Regions from separate parts of the Homo sapiens genome. Here region 1 is linked to region 2. Evidence: chromatin contacts called from ENCODE Hi-C data. All regions are on one chromosome and are shown on one strand. Each heading gives the region's core, a stretch centred on a gene start or an enhancer-like site at or near the end of the contact. The rest is flanking DNA. Distances are from core to core; before and after follow the strand shown. Region 1 has its middle 26 kb from the start of SCEL. Region 2 overlaps MYCBP2 (MYC binding protein 2).

Region 1 (5,551 bases), core at 1,039-3,538, 320 kb after region 2:
TTCATTCTTATTGTCCCTTTTAGAACTTGGGTACTACTGCTCCTTTTTAGGACATAAAGTCCTGAATCCCCTGTACTCCGCGATCCCACCAATACCGCTAAACACCTCTTCTTGGTCATACTCAGATTTCAGAACCAAGCAGATGATTGTGATTGTGTTTGTTTCCATGTCTTCTGCCTAGTTCTTATTTTTTTAAAAAATTTTTTTTGGCTTGGCGGGGGGTGGTCCTGAATTTAATAGGGCTACAAACTATAATCATAGGCAGGCATTAGGCTCAAGTTGGAACAATTTTTAACTAAAATGACTTAATATAATCACTTAATTTACTTTGTTATGCAATAACTCATAGTAATTTTTTTTTTTTTTTTTTTTTTTTTGAGACGGAGTCTCGCTCTGTCGCCCAGGCTGGAGTGCAGTGGCGCAATCTCGGCTCACTGCAAGCTCCGCCTCCCGGGTTCACGCCATTCTCCTGCCTCAGCCTCCCAAGTAGCTGGGACTACAGGCGCCCGCCACTACGCCCGGCTAATTTTTTGTATTTTTAGTAGAGACGGGGTTTCACCGTTTTAGCCGGGGTGGTCTCGATCTCCTGACCTCGTGATCCGCCCGCCTCGGCCTCCCAAAGTGCTGGGATTACAGGCGTAACTCATAGTAATTTTTAAGAAGGGGGAAATGCATAAAAAATGGACTACGTAGTCCATTTTTGACCTGGAGACATCATCCTTTGTCACATTTACAGTTACTCATGAGCATTTGTCTCTCCCCTAGTTTTAAAAAAGAGAACAATGATCAGGGCTTGCAACCACAGCAAGTGTTATTACCAGGGAGAATTATTATCTTGCTGATCATTCTAGGTGAGACTGCATATGCTTTGTGGTCACTGTGGGCTGGTGCTCTGGAGCAGTGATTCAGAGGCACTTACAATTTCTTTTGGCAGAATGCCGGGTATACATAGCGAAATGATATTTTTATGGCTTTTCTAGGGTTTGATGATCTCACATTTCAGGCTGGACAACTTCCCATAGTGATAGACCTATTATTAATTAGAGAATGTACGTGTGACAACCAGTAAGGGATGCTTTTGTTTTTTTCTCAAAGAAGAAGGTACTCAATGGACCATCTGGGGAACACATGATGTACTGTGAGGTTGTCCCACCCTGATCTTTTGTGGTCTCAAATATGTGACCAGACGCCTTATATTCCATTCTTGACTGTTCTCCATCAGATAAGAATCAGGCAACACAGTAAAAACAGTGCTCTGATTTCAGGCAATAAGTTCTTTAATACCTTTTTAAAGCTCAAGGTAGAATTGTTGAGCTGCAAGTGACAGCCTGCTTATTTAGAGTTAGAACAGGAGAGATTGAGATGAAGTAAACCTGGATGGGATGCTTTCTTTGGCATGATTTTAAAGACACTTGGCAATAATCTTCAAAGGAGGGTGTGTGTTTATCTTTCTTGGCATGGCTTTTGTTTTACTTCTGAAGCCCCACCTTTTCTTTCGGGTAATTTTTTTTCCCCAGTATGTCTGGCAACTGTGCTGAGGCTGCCCACAGTGCCAACTTTTCTGGGTAACTTAGGGAAAAAAATTGAATATGAATTTTTGCTGTCAAGTAGAAAAAGAATATCCAAATGATTGCTTTGCAGTTGAGTGTTGCTTGCTATGTTGAGATGATCATAGAGCAATCTGAGAACTCCAAAATTTTGGTAACTTATTTATATAGAACTCAGTGAAGTGAGCCTTTAAAACGAGAGAAAATATCAATGAACATTCTGTTTTACTTAAAAAAGTTATTCCAGTTCAATTACCATTACCACCAATTTCATTTTTCAATGGAAATCATAAGTACTGAATGTAACGGTTTAGGATTTTAAGCTCTCATGTGGTTGTAGACCCAAAATTTAAGATAGAAATGTATAAGAAGGACTAATTCTTAATCCAAAAATACAGTGGTCAAGTGAGTGAGTTATTGCTTCCTGGCCTTTTGGCTAAGATCAAGTGAAGTGCGTGGGTTTTAAAGGCAGACAATCTTTGAAAACATACTCTACTACTTACTAGCTGGAAGAACTCTATGAGGCTAAAGATTCCATAAAATTAAGGGTCTTTTCTTTCTTTTATGCCATTCTGCCTCTAGTATCTGGCAACTTGCCTGACACATAGTAAAAGCACAACTACAGAAGGTTTTTTCTTCCTGTGGATGAAAATTCTTTTCCAGTTAAGTGCTTTCACATAGAAAGATTGACCTTTTTCTCGTTTCTGAAGATCGGTTGGGTTCTGCCAAGAATCATATGCTTGAGAAGATGAAACATCACTTAGAAATCTGACATCTTTGCTTCCTGTTTCCTATTATGCTGCTCATTGTTGAGAATGCCATTTAAATTGTTCCTGAACCCACTTCCTTATAGATTGGTTACATGAGGTTAGAAATCACTTAACATTAAATGTTTTAACATTGAAATGAAGGAACTCTCAGCATTTAGAGACAAAAGAGGGCAGAGTCATTGAGGCTAAGGAAAAGAATTATATTTTTCTGTTAAAACCTTCTGTTGTATGATATCTTCTACATTCTATGACCTATAATCATCAGGGAATTTTGTCACTGCCAAAATTAACTCAGATTTTATAACCAAATTAAACTTTGAGAAGTCAGTTCTCAAAGTCTTCCATGATTGAATGATACTTGTGTGGAATGTAAATTGTACTCATTTGGAATATCTCGAATGGCTGCCTATCAGTTCACTTAATTTCCTCAACCTTACACGAGCAATTACCATGTGACTGGCCTGAGCTAGCATCAGGGGACTAGACATGAATATAGACATTTCATATCTAAAAATTTATCCTGTAGTTTGCCATATTGACATGAAAACAAAGAAAATGTGACATAATGGAAGATGTATAAAATAATGGTGAATATCACAATGGGAGGTGTTCATAGACTGATAATTGCCCACCCAGTATTAATTCTTCTTCTCTTTCTTATAGCAGAAACCCGATTCTATACCAGGTGGCAAAATATCCAGCTGAAGGCCCCATTTTTCTATCCTCTCTTGTAGCTGCGTGTGACCATGGACTAAATTCTGGCTAATAATATGCAAATGAAAGTTTTTGGGTTGAATTTGGGGAAAAGTTCCCTTAGCTTGGGGAGAAATGACTGGGGCTTGCTAGCTGGAATGTGGACGTGATGTGGTTGTGGAATGCGGATGTGTTGGCTGTAGCTCTAGCAGACACCCTGAAGCATGATGTGATCTTAAGCATGGAAGTCATGTACAAAGGATGTCAGGGAACAAAGATAGAAGGACCCTGGACACTGATTACTGAGCAGAACCCTGGATTGACTCTCCCTCAAGTTGGGTGTAGAAATGCATTTCTGTCTAGTTTAAGTCACTGCTACTTTCACTCTGTTACTAAGGTATAAATGCAATTTCAGATGACATGAAAGGTATATTAAGAGTTTCTTTTTAGAGAAAAGTGTTGCCAAAGGTATTCATAGAGGAAATAATGCTTTGGCAGATTATTTTAAAGGACAAACAGGAGGAGTTGTCCAGGTTACAGGAGAGAGATGAGGAATCCATGGAAGAATATTTGGTGTTACTGCATATGTCATTAGAATTATTATTATTATTATTATTATTATTTTTTGAGACAAGGGCTCACTCTGTTGCCCTGGCTGGAGTGCAGTGGCATAATGTTGGCTCACTGCAGCCTCGATCTCCCAGGCTCAAGTGATCCTCCTACTTCAGCCTCCTGAGTAGCAGGGACCACAAGCATGCATCATAATGTCCAGGTGTTTTTAAAAAATTATTTCTTGTAGGGACAGGGTCTCACCCTGTTGCCCAGGCTGGTCTCAAATTCCTGGGCTCAAGTGATCCACCTGCCTCAGGCTCCAAAAGTGCTGGGATTACAGGCATGAGCTACTGCACCCAGTCTGATTTTTAATTTGAATTTTTTATTTGGAAATAACTGCATACTTAGAAAAATGTTGCAAGAATGAGAATAACACTAAGAACATCTCTTATACCCTTTACTCAGGTTCATCTATTGTCATCATTTTATGTCATTTGTTTGTAATTTGCTGTCTTGACTCTTCACGATTTACCATTATTTTACCAATATAAATTGTACAAATCATGGCTTTTTACCCCAGTATCACTTTACCCTAAAATATTTTACTGTGCATTTCCTAATAATAGAGATATTCTCTTTCTTTTTTGGGGGGTGAGGGGGTTTATGGAAAAGTCAAGTTCTAACAAAAATACAATGAAAGTTTTTCATCCAAAGTCCTAAGGAGTACCAAAGTAGAATTGAAGGCAAAACACCCATACTAAACACAACTAATCTTACATAGAACATGTTATTCATTCTAATAAAAACCATTCTGGCTGGGTGCGGTGGCTCACGCCTGTAATCCCAGCACTTTGGGAGGCCAAGGCAGGCAGATCACTTGAGGTCAGGAGTTTGAGACCAGCCTGGCCAACATAGTGTAAGAAAAATGGCTGCGCTTTAGTCAGGAGTAGGCTGAGGTGGCCTTCTGGTGCAGCATTACTCAGCGTGTTTGGAGAGCAGATGCACGACCCCACACATTATGTAACCAGGCCATGTGAGGCACATTAGATGATCACCCACATGAGCTCGTGCTTGGCTTGGAGCCACTATTGTCTGTAAAAGGTATAATTACCCTGCTAACATTGTACATATGGCTTGCTGGTGCCCACAGAATAGAGCCATGTTGAAATTGTTTACGATTCCTCAAGTGTTTTTCCAGCTACCTGCCACTTGCCCACTGACTCCCCTTGCACCTCAGTTAGAACCTGACACATGGTGAAACCCCGTTTCTACTAAAAAAATACAAAAACTTGCCGGGTGTGGTGGTGCATGCCTGTAGTCTCAGCTACCCAGGAGGCTGAGGCAGGAGAATCACTTGAACCCGGGAGGCAGAGGTTACAGTGAGCCGAGATCGCGCCACTGCCCTCCAGCCTGGCCTACAAGAGCGAGACTCTGTCTCAAAAACAAAAAAGAAAAGGGAAAAAAAAATTCTACTTTGTGTTCTTCACACAAAACATTGTCAAACAATAATATGGAAAACTTCTTTAATGCAATGTAGAATAATTACAGAACATTCAGATTCTAAAATTAAATCAATTAATTCTTTGTGAGGAAAGCTAAGGGCACTAGTAAAATTGTAAGCTTAACATTTAAACTCAATTATCAGGGTTGGCTTGGAGAGCCTCATACACATTAGCATTGCTCACTAGTTTCACTATTTTCCTAGTGAAAAAATAGAAAATTTTACATAAATATGGAAAATGTTATAATACTTAGTACACTGTTGATAAAAAAAGATCTTACATGTCAATTGCAATTTTACATTGCAATTAAATACATTCCTTATTCTGACATTATTGTAGTTTAAATAATGAATGAAATAGATAATAATAGTGATTATGATAAAAAGATATTTTCATTCATAACCACAGTTCACTCATCAACTTCAGTAAGTTTAACTTTGATAAAGTAATTTTATCCAAGCTATTGCCCTTATGCAATTGCCCCAAC
Region 2 (5,495 bases), core at 2,230-4,729:
TTCCTATGTAGTTTTATAATTTCTACTGTATTTGTTTTCCTAAGTGGAGATAAGAAAATTCCAACCCCTACCGGTAGAAAAATTTCAAGAAGTCACAGAGTCTCAATAAAGGAAAAATACTTTATTTTTCAGAAAAAAGGGAAAAGATGATTAATTTAGCTGATTTCCAGCATGAAAATGATTTATGTGAATGTTTCCTATACCTATTATTTACAGTGCTTATTTTAATATACCAAAGTGTTATTAAGTAGATATTTTAAAAATCCTTTATTTTCTTATTGTTCTATCTTAGAAATCTAAAATATTATATTAGAATGTAAAGTATCTGCAACTTACCTTCAAATGGTTCAGGAAAAACAAATATGTAGGTATTCATTGTATAACTCTCAAATTTTTTTAAAGGTGTGTGATTAAACCGTTAGAGCAAAAAAACTTCATTTTATAGGTAAATATGAACATTTTTCAAAAATATTTAAAATAATCATTTTGTAAATATACTTAAAAATAGAGAAGAATAAGCACCAAGCTAAATACGCTTAGCTTGGTGTGTTTATAGTTTTATTGCCTCTGTATAAAAGAGGCAATAAATAAAACCATTTAGAGTTTTAGTGCCTCTGTATAAAAGATTTCAGAGACAGACCTACCTGGCTGAGTTTTTCCATATGTGCCACCAAAAGGGGAAAACGATGAACTAGTGTTGAGTCGTTCTCTGTACTAACTTGTTTAACAATTGATCGTAGTAATACTTCTCCATCATACGCAATCGGGAAGATGGAAGTCAGCTTAACAGACGTGTGACACAGAGCTGACATAACAGCTGCAAGGAGTCGGCTACTTGATGTCTTGAAGTTTGCTTCTTGGATATCCTTTTAAAAACAAAAATATGGCCCCCCAACCAAAAAATATAGCATCAGTATAATCTAAGTTTCTGAATACATAAAAGGTAAACCATCTTTTAAATTATACCAAAATTTTCTGTCACTCTGTCATTTAAATTGTCTTGTTATAGAATAATACTACATCTATATATTTAAAAAATTGTTTAAGTTTCTATTCAATGAAGATGAAAAATTAAGTCTGGTCAAGAAAAATCAGGCTCCTGTCCTCTAGTAAATGAGCATTTTTATATTTTCATATCCTCACAATCACAGTACTCTCTAGCACTGTTTCAAAGGGAGATGCCAAAAAGGCCCCAATTAGAATGTATCTAAGGTATTTTCAATAAGGACTGAGACTATTTTTCTCAAATAATAAATGATGCAAATTATAAATCTGTGCTATTACAAGCACATTTCACTAAGGTCACAAAATTATATTATCACATTCCATAATTTACCAAGAAAAATTAGTAGCATACTTACAAAATTTCATAAAAAAGCATTAAAGCCAACACATGATATCCTAATTCACAAAATTGTGTACACATTACCTAGTCCTTCAAACATCTGTGTTACAAAGTTAAGCATAAAAGCAGAGTAACATTCCATATGTTAAACCAACATTTGCTAAATCTAGCCTGTTCTGTAGCAAAGAAGAAAAGAACCATATCAGACTGGGAAGGTTCAGAGTGAGAGAGTAATTAAGTTGTGCACTAGTCCAGGCAATAATCTTGCCCCTGGAAATTGAGTGGTAAAACATACTACTCTGCTACATGGATGCAAAGTTGCCTGGGATGCATTAGTGATGACAATGATTTTTTTCACGAAGGAGGGCGGGGAGGCCTAGGACTTCCAGTGCACTGCTGAATATAAGTGGTGAGTGTAGATACCACGTGTCTTGTTTCCAAACTTAGGGGCATATTCAGATTTCACCAGTAAGTGGGATGTTGTTAGTGAAGATTTTTTTGTAAATATCTTTTTATCAGATTTAGGAGTTTCCTTATATCCTACTTTCCTGAGAGGTTTTCATCATTGAGTAACTGCTAGTTTCATCAACCACTGTTCCTGTAGCTATATGGAGGAAATCATCAATTTGCCTTCTTTTTTCAGTTAACATGGTAAATTACATCGATTTTCAATTATTTAACTAAGTATTTCTAAGATAAATCCCACTTGGTTATGATATATTGTTTACATGTTCAATTTGGTTTGATAATATTTTTAAGAGCATCTATGTTTCTGAGTGATATTCATCTGTAATTTTTCCTTGTAGTATCTTAGTTAGGTTTTGGTATAGGATAAAGCTAAACTCATAAAATTAGTTGGGAAGTGTTGCCTCCTGTATTTTCCAAAAGACTTTGTAAAAGGTTGACATTATTTCTTTCTTAAATGTTTAACAGAATTCATAAATGACAATATTTGGACTTGAAATTTTCTTTGTGGGAAAGTTTTTGATAATTTTTAAATGGATATGAGGCAATTCAGATTTTTCTATTTCTTAATGTGTTAGTTTTGATAAAATTATATTTTTCAAGGAATTTGTCAACTTCCTCTAAGGCTGAAAAATTCACCAGTATAAAGTTGTTTATAGTGATAGTCCCTATTTCTTTTTTTTTTTTTTTTTTTTTTTTTTTTTGAGATGGAGTATCATTCTGTCACCAGGCTGGAGTGCAGTGGCACAATCTTGCCTCAATGCAACCTTCACCTCCCGCCTTCAAGCAATTCTCGTGCCTCAGCCTCCCGAGTAGCTGAGATTACAGCTGTGCACCACCATGCCTGGCTAATTTTTGTATTTTTGGTAGAGACTGAGTTTTGCCATGTTAGGCTGGTCTCGAACTCCTGACCTCAAGTGATCCACCCACCTCAGCCTCCCAAAGTGCTGGGATTACAGGCATGAGCCACCGTGCCCGGTGAACCCCTATTTCACTTTTGATTATGGTATTTCATGTTTTTTCTTTCTCTCTTCTCTCCCAGTCAGGTTTGCTAGGAGTTTACCAACTTTTTTTCTTCAAAAAACCAACTTTTAGCTGTGTTAATTTTCTCTACTTTCTATTTCATTGATTTCTGCTCTTATCTTTATTATTTCCTTCCTTCCTTCTAACTTTGGGTTAGATTTGCTTTTCCTTCTAGATTCTTAACATAGCAGCTTAGGTCACTGATTTTAAACCTTTCTTCTTCATATAAGCATTTAAGGGTATAAAGAGCTCTTTTAAGCAATGCTTTAGCTAAATCCCACAAATTCTGATATTATGTTTTTATCTTTCTATGTGAAACATTTTAAAATTTCCTTTATAACTTCTTCTTTGATCAACTGCTTACTTAGAAGTGCTGTCATTTTCCAAATGTTTGGTGCTTTTTCTGGATATCCTTTGCTATTGATTTTTACTGTAATTCTACTGTGGTCTGAAAATATATTCTTTCACATTTTAATCTTTTGAAATTTATTAAGACATTTTATGGTCTAGCATATGATCTACCTTAGTGAATGGTCCCAAATATTTCTTTTAAAAATCATGTGTACTTGAAAAGAATATGTATTTTGCAGTTTCATATCCTGTTTTGTAAATGTCAGATCAAGATGGTTGACAGTACTGTTCAAATCTGCATCGCTGATGTTTTTGGCCTAGTTCCTCTATTAATTACTGAAAGAGGAGTGTTAAAGTCCCCAGCTGTCAATGTGAATCTATTTCTCCCTGTAGTTCTGTCAGTGTTTTGCCTCAGGTGTTGTGAAACTCTGTGACTTGGTGCATAAAGGTTTACAAAGGTTGTGGCTTCCTCATGAATGAATGAACAATGCTAGTATGACTGTTCTCTCAGCTCTCTCTCCTTCCTGTTCTCACAGATGAGGGTGGCGGGGGCCTCCTGGTGCTATCCCTGCTCTCCCCTGGTCACTATGGTTCTTTTCCTCTCTCCCTCTCTCAGAATCACTCACTCCAATTCAAAAACCAATCAGCAACTGCACAATGTGCCTACCAATTTTGTAACTAAAAGATGATGAAGCAGATTTAAAAAATTTTAAACTTTGCTTATATAAGTCATGTACACCGAATGATTTCCTAATTTATCTTTTATACAAGTTAAGAAGATATGGCAACTGCAATTTATTTTCTTGAAGAGTATTAAGCAATATATCAGATTTTCAACTAACATTTTACAAACTTAAATTACCTGATCCAAACAATTCAGCAGATCACAAAGGCAAGCCCACTGTAAGGCAGGAGTTGGGTAGAAAGAATGAAAGCAGGCAGTGAAAGTATTATGACATTCCTGAAGGACAGCTTCTAGAAGACTCAAGGGTTGACTGAGATATCCTTGAGGATCATTATCCAATTTCACCATGCAGTGATCAACTCCTTCTGATAAAATTTTTCTTAACAAAGTTCTGGTTTTTCCAATACACTCTGCTAATTTGCTAGTTTCTTCTACAACTGCTTTTCCTGTAGCTTTGAGGGGGAAAAAGCAGATTGGTAATTAAGCAAAATATTAAATATGCATGAAAACAATCAATATAATTCAGTAATTCCCTATACAGCTAAGTATCACAAGTACTAATATCTTAGAAATGAAACAACTTAGAGATTAAGTGTAGTCCCAATTTTTAATCTAAATGGAAGGGGGAATAAAAACCTAGTTTCAGCATTTAAGTCCAAATTGCTTGTTCAAAATATTTCTATTTGACAGAATTTGTTTAAAATTAAACTTTATTAGATTATTTAACTTTGGCCCACTATTACTTTTTGTATCAGAATGACATGTAATCTATTTTACTCTTTATAAGCAAATACATAAGCATCATAGCAAGCTGACTTTCTCCCCTCATTTTAGAAGCAGCTTAAATGCAGCTGGGGGGCATAAACTCTCAGTTATCTCAAAGTAAATCTTCTCAATGTCTCTAATATTTTCTCCCTATAGTCATTTAAAAAAAATGCATCATACCTGACACTGGGTAAATTTCACAGGTATAGACACGCAATAACCTCAGACAACAGGTACCCACAAAGCGCAGTCTCTCTAAATCTAGGAGTGTAGCTGTGAACTGGAATCCTTTTAATCCTCTAAGTTCTTCAACTCCTAAGACTAAGGTGGTCCAGCTCCAGTGAAGAATACTCAACAATGACTCAAAACATTCCTAATCCAGAATATGAAAAAACAGACAACAATTAATTCAAATGATACCATAAACGGAATCAAATGGAAAGGCAATGGTAGACAACTTCAAAACTTTCTTTTGAATTTTTTTACTGAGTTTTTTAATTGAATTTTTTTTACTGAGCCCAAGACACTTTTATAGTTCATTTATTAAATTACCCTCAACAGTAACTTTGAAGTTTGTTACAAAAAAGGTAAAGTAGTTAAGCATTTCTAAAAACAACATTCTTCAATATTTACCTATTTAAAAATAAATTTTTCAGTGTTCCTGCTACCCAGCTATCTAGCTTATCATATAAACAAGGGAAAAATGAGAAGCACTTATAAAACAATGCATGTTTACTTGAAAGAAAAATAAAGCTTTTTACAGTCACTGTAGTAAAAAATAAAATAGAGTTTTAGTGTTAGATATCAGTAACAGTATCAAATAACTTATTTTATGTCTATATATTAAAATTTGCAATACAA

Evidence for each region. A loop is a pair of places that touch in the nucleus more often than their neighbours do. Pooled maps may share reads with other maps.
Region 1: a pooled map shows a loop between it and region 2 (2.2-fold over the local background). The contact joins two enhancer-like sites. A Hi-C loop is called at or near these places in 2 of 37 single-sample maps with no recorded cell type and 3 of 50 pooled maps.

Annotation. Positions count from the first base shown.
Region 1 is chr13:77,507,148-77,512,698 of GRCh38, forward strand. No RefSeq gene overlaps it. Among named protein-coding and RNA genes, the nearest start is that of SCEL, 26 kb to the right of the region's middle. Within about 2 kb of position 2,289, at least 4 of the 41 ENCODE cell types and tissues checked have a DNase peak (open chromatin) inside an H3K27ac peak, as active enhancers do.
Region 2 is chr13:77,181,057-77,186,551 of GRCh38, forward strand. MYCBP2 (MYC binding protein 2) reads right to left here. Exons shown (of 83, transcript NM_015057.5): 31 at 4,815-5,007; 32 at 4,047-4,321; 33 at 645-866. Among named protein-coding and RNA genes, the nearest start is that of MYCBP2-AS2, 100 kb to the left of the region's middle. RefSeq lists an enhancer at 3,730-3,779. Within about 2 kb of position 3,480, at least 4 of the 41 ENCODE cell types and tissues checked have a DNase peak (open chromatin) inside an H3K27ac peak, as active enhancers do.